Linked DNA regions of Homo sapiens: region 2 is linked to region 1. The links are chromatin contacts, found by Hi-C or POLR2A ChIA-PET in ENCODE. All regions are on one chromosome and are shown on one strand. Each heading gives the region's core, a stretch centred on a gene start or an enhancer-like site at or near the end of the contact. The rest is flanking DNA. Distances are from core to core; before and after follow the strand shown.

Evidence for each region. A loop is a pair of places that touch in the nucleus more often than their neighbours do. ChIA-PET counts read pairs that join two places held with the same protein, here RNA polymerase II (POLR2A). Pooled maps may share reads with other maps.
Region 2: a map of sigmoid colon shows a loop between it and region 1 (2.7-fold over the local background). The contact joins two enhancer-like sites. A Hi-C loop is called at or near these places in 4 of 168 maps with a recorded cell type or tissue (DLD1, astrocyte of the cerebellum, endothelial cell of hepatic sinusoid and 1 more) and 4 of 50 pooled maps. POLR2A ChIA-PET finds 5 or more read pairs at or near these places in 1 of 52 experiments (H1).

Annotation. Positions count from the first base shown.
Region 1 is chr1:234,822,430-234,825,129 of GRCh38, reverse strand. The region is part of intron 2 of LOC107985365 (a long non-coding RNA gene); the gene reads left to right. Among named protein-coding and RNA genes, the nearest start is that of LINC02961, 64 kb to the right of the region's middle. Within about 2 kb of position 1,274, at least 2 of the 41 ENCODE cell types and tissues checked have a DNase peak (open chromatin) inside an H3K27ac peak, as active enhancers do.
Region 2 is chr1:235,081,838-235,084,537 of GRCh38, reverse strand. No RefSeq gene overlaps it. Among named protein-coding and RNA genes, the nearest start is that of LINC01348, 13 kb to the right of the region's middle. RefSeq lists an enhancer at 1,456-1,978. Within about 2 kb of position 1,282, at least 37 of the 41 ENCODE cell types and tissues checked have a DNase peak (open chromatin) inside an H3K27ac peak, as active enhancers do.

The DNA.
Region 1 (2,700 bases), core at 25-2,524:
AGGTCATCCACCCACCTCAGCCTCCCGAAGTGCTGGGATTACAGGTGTGAGCCACCATGACCGGCCCAGGAAGTTTTACAGATCGCTGGTAGAGGGAAAATTGGCCGGAACCCAGTCACATGGCTATGCTCAACTGCAAATAGCCTGGGAAATAGAGCCCAGCTTGCCCAGGAGGAAAGGGAAGCGGGTTTGATGAGTAGCTAGCCAGAGTTCCCTTGGAGCTAGGGGGGTCTGTGGCCATGCCCTAGAAGGAGTGATTGAGTCCCGCAGAATCCACAGTGGGTAGTTCTTGTGTCAGTGACATGTAATCTTGTCACTCTTGAGTTGTTCCCATATTAGACAATTAAAATACATTCAATGGGACGGTTTTCAAATTTTGAATAGTAAGCACACATACACTCACACACACACACACACAAAATCTAAGAACAATAAATACTTTAAAATTCTTCGGTGGGCGGATCACGAGGTCAGGAGATCGAGACCATCCTGGCTAACACAGTGAAAGCCCGTCTCTACTAAAAATACAAAAAAATTAGCTGGGCTTGGTGGCGGGTGCCTGTAGTCCCAGCTACCCAAGAGGCTGAGGCAGGAGAATGGCATGAACCCGAGAGGCGGAGCTTGCAGTGAGCCGAGATCGCGCCACTGCACTCCAGCCTGGGTGACAGAGCAAGACTCCATCTCAAAAAAAAAAAAAAAAAAAAAATTCTTCTTCCTCATTTGAACACTCTATAGTAATATTTTTGGAGTTCTGGAATTCTCTCCATTATTTAACAATCTCTTATAACTTTTATGGAGCTCTTTACAGTTAAGATCTTAGAATGCCTGTCCAGCTCACCTCATGGTTTTGTTTTTTTTAGCTGTTTGTCTTCCAAACTGTTTTCTTCAACTCTAAGGGAAGCCTGTCAGAATCTGTCCTGGTCTTCTCCGTATTCTGAAATGAAGACTGGAGGGATAAATAGAAGTTTCTGGCTTCTTTGGAAAAATGTTAATCTGGTTCTTTAATTTTGGAAGCAGGTGTCCGTGGTAAGGAAAGTGTGTGCTCTGAGGCCACCTCTGGTATGTGTGTGTGTGTTTGGGGCTGGAGGGTGTGGGGTGTCACCTGGCCAGAGCATTGAACCTCTTATTGTCTCCATTTACACAATGAGGATAATAACAGCAACCTCACAGATGGTAGTGAGGTGTAGGGGAAGCAGTGCCTGATGTATGGTAGGCATCAAAACTGGTAAGTGTTGTTATTCCTATTGTTAATGCCAGAGTCAAGGGGCTCAGACATGGCTCGGGATGTGTGGGTAGAATTTATACGTAGGGATAAGAATCTGTACATATAAATGCAGAACAAAGGTGTGGTCGGGGGTGCTCTCCCGCTGGCCCGCTCCCTGAAGGGCTTCTATTGGGGGTGTCTCCGAGAGTCCTCCCTTGTAACAAACCCTGTATGCCCTCCAGCCCTCGCTGCACAGTGACTCAGTTTCCTCTGTGATAAAAGGGGATTCGACTACAGTTCTAAACTTGCCTGTAAAACACATTGAGAGCTTTGAAATAAAGGTGGTATTTAGTGTGAGTTCAAAGCGTTATGTAATTATTTTATTGCCCCTTTTATTCCTGAGTTTTTTTTCTGTTTGCTCTGCTTACAAACCCAAGCTACAGCCATAAAACCACTTTTATGCCAGCGCCTTTCACACACATTGTGTACCAACCGCACATCGCCATCAAGGTGCAAAGTGCTCAGGAGGATGAGCATGGAGAAGCAGAACAGGAGCGCCAGCAATTTCCGCCTAATTGAGGCCATTACTGTGCACTGTCACTGAAACTGGGTCATGGTTGATGGTTTTTTTTTTTTTAGCTATCCAAATGACCAGCTTCTGTCTCGTGAATTGGATTAGCTTGCTCATGGGGGACCTGTTAGTAAGGATGGCCCCCAACATCAAATCAATTCTGTTTCTCAAGCCATCATTCTTTCTTGCAGGTTCAGAGCCTATGTCCTGCCACCATTCTTTCCAGAGTCCCATTACCTGAAACCATAGGATTTTTTTTTTGTTTTTGTTTTTGTTTTTGAGATGGAGTCTGTCTCTGTAGCCCAGGCTGGAGTGCAGTGGCATGATCTAGGCTCACTGCAACCTCTGCCCCCCAAGTTCAAGCAATTCTCTTGCCTCAGCCTCCCGAGTAGCTGGGACTACAGGTGCAAGCCACCACACTCAGCTAATTTTTGTATTTTTAGTAGAGACAGGGTTTCACCATGTTGACCAGGCTGGTCTCGAACTCTTGACCTCGACCTCCCAAAGTGCTGGGATTACGGGTGTGAGCCACCGTGCCTGGCCTTGAAACCATATGATTAAAGAAGCTTTGAGTTGGAAAAGACCCTAGGGGTCTGCTGATGTCACCGCCCACCCAGGTGGAAGTCCCTTTTACAGCATCCCACGTGGACAGTGGCACAGCCTTTGCAGCAAACACAGGGTCCACCCTCACTATGTGGAGAGGCCTCCCATCCTATCATTGGGTGGATGTGGTTGCAAAATGCTTTTCCTTACGCCAACAGAAACGTGACTAAACTCAGGTGAGTCCCAGAGAGCAGGAAAGGCTTCGAAAGCTCTGTCAGTGTCGGGCCTCTTTAAACCCCTGAGCGGGAAAGGAAGAAATTCAGGATCCGAGGGGGCATTTCCATTCTGGTTCTTTCTGAACTTGGTTTTACAAACCCTGGTA
Region 2 (2,700 bases), core at 33-2,532, 260 kb before region 1:
TGACTGTATGATCCACCCACCTCGGCCTCTCAAAGTGCTGGGATTACAGGCGTGAGCCAGCGTGCCCAGCCTTGTATTTCTTAGGTGAATAGATTTTGATTTGCAGAATTCAAAAAGGAATGCGAGTGAAGTAGGTGAAACAATAAATTTAGCTTGGAGGATCCTATGAGCCTTCCCCCTGGTGTGCTGGTCACAGCTGGTTTTGCCCAGCGCCCTTTTGTCCTCTTTGTCCTCTGCTCTCCTTTGAACATCAATCAACAAGGGCCTGATGGCATTGACAGGCTTGCCCTGGTGACTGACCACGTCTCAGGTTGAAAATGTGCTTTGGCGCCTTTTACAGGACGATGGCATTTGTCCCAGTGTGTTCCAGTGAAGCGCCTCGCAGGACCTTGATAAACTTGACTGTCCGTATCCATCAAGGTGCTTGTGCATTATTCCTACAACTGGGGAGATACCTTACCCACCTCCTTGCAGATCGTTCTAGGGAAAGGTGTTTGGCCATCTGTCTGGGAGGCTGAAGACTGGCCCTTGCCACAGGCAGGGTGCTGAGAGCTGCCCCTCTGCCCAGCCTCGTGCTCCTCTGCTGAGGGGTCAGCTCAGGTTGTCTGGAGGCACTGCCCTGCGCCTGCTCCTCGAGCCGCTTGATGGCACTGTTAGAACTGGAGAAGGGAGGCAGCTTCTCCTGAAACAGTTTCCTCTGTTCTGATCGGCTCCAAACTGTCATTTCCACCCACCTCCTTCCTAACTGAACAGAACAAAATCACTTCACAGCCTGTTGCTGCTGCTCTGCTCCCCCAGCCCCGCCCCGCCATCTGGGCAAAGATTTAGTAGCCCCTGTGCCCTCTTTCCCGCACTCATGCACCCAGGCTTCCATCCTGTCTCTCTAGAGCTTTATCATCCTGTGTGTTTTGGGGGCCTCTGCGGTGCCAGGGGCTTTGCAGGCAGAGAGAAGGCCAGGAAAACCTTATAAGAACCCGGGAATCTAAAAGAGAAAGCAGAAGTGCCTGACATCCTTCTGGCCACATGACTTGTTTTCTAGAAGAAAGAAGAAAATAGCAGTGGGAGAAGGTGCTTGGGAGGAATGGAAGGAATGTGCAGAGAGGGCAGGAAATGGGGTCTCTCGGGCGGAATCTTGGCATTAGGTTGCAAGGCTTAATGTGTTCTGTTCTTGGCTTCCCAGCTGCCACTGTGTCTAAATCCCTCTCGCAGGGTCAAGGGTGGGTGGAGGCGTGGTCTGAAGGGACGCTTGCCTTCTTCTACTTGCTTTAGCCTCTTCTGGTTCTCAGTTCTGTCTCTCTCTCTCTCTGTAGCTCTGTCACCCAGGCTGGAGTGCAGCAGTGCCATCATAACTCATTGCAACCTTAAACTCCTGGGCTTAAGCAGTCCTCCTGCCAGGAGTTTACTACTGGTACATGCCATTACACCCGGCTAATATTTAGTTTTTTCGGAGGGATGGGGTCTCACTAGATTGCCCAGGCTGGTAACTTCTGGGTTGAAGCCAGATCCTCTCACCTCAATCTCCCAAAGTGCTGGGATTACAGGCATGAGCCACCACACCTGGCCTCTCTTTCTTTTTTTTTTGCAGTGGGGGGTGGGGGTGGCTGGTGGGGAGGAGGACAGAGTCTCACTCTGTAACCCAGGCTGGAGTGCAGTGGCACGATCTCGGCTCACTGCAACCTCCGCCTCCCGAGTTCAAGCCATTCTCCTGCCTCAGCCTCCTGAGTAGCTGGGATTACGGACACGTATCACCATGCCCAGCTAATTTTTTTATTTTTAGTAGAGAAGGGGTTTCACCATGTTGGCCAGGCTGGTCTCGAATTCCTGACCTCAGGTGATCCACCTGCCTTGGCCTCCCAAGGTGCTGGGATTACAGGCATGAGCCACTGCGCTTGGCCCTCTCTTTTTTATTTATTTATTTATTTTTGAAACGGAGTCTCACTCTGTTGCCCAGGCTGGAGTGCAGTGGCATGATCTCAGCTCACTGGAACCTCCGCCTTCCGGGTTCAAGTGATTCTCCTGCCTCAGCCTCCTTGTTGTATTTTTAGTAGAGAAGGAGTTCCACCATGTTGTCCAGGCTGGTCTCAAATTCCTGACCTCAGGTGATCCACCTGCCTCGGCCTCCCAAAGTGCTGGGATTTTGGGCGTGAGCCACTGCGCCTGGCCCTCTCTTTTTTTATTTTTATTTTTAAATGGAGTCTTGCTCTGTTGCCCAGGCTGGAGTGCAGTGGCGTGATCTTGGCTCACTGGAACCTCTGCCTCCTGGGTTCAAGTGATTCCCCTGCCTCAGCCTCCTGAGTAGCTGGGACTACAGGCATGCATCATCACGCCCAGCTAATTGTTGTATTTTTAGTAGAGAAGGGGTTTGGTCTTGAATTCCTGATCTCAGGTGATCCACCTGCCTCAGTCTCCCAAAGTGCTGGGATTACAGGCATGAGTTTTTTTTTTTTTTTTTTTTTTGACACAGAGTCTGTCTCTGTCACCCAGGCTGGAGTGCAGTGGTGCTATCTCGGCTCACTGCAACCTCCACCTCCTGGGTTCAAGCAATTCACCTGCCTCAGCCTCCCGAGTAGCTGGGATTACAGGCGTGCGCCACCATGCCCAGCTAATTTTTGTATTTTAGTAGAGATGGGGTTTTACCATGTTGGCCAGGCTGGTCTCCAACTCCTGACCTCAAGCAGTCCATCCACCTTGGCCTCCCAA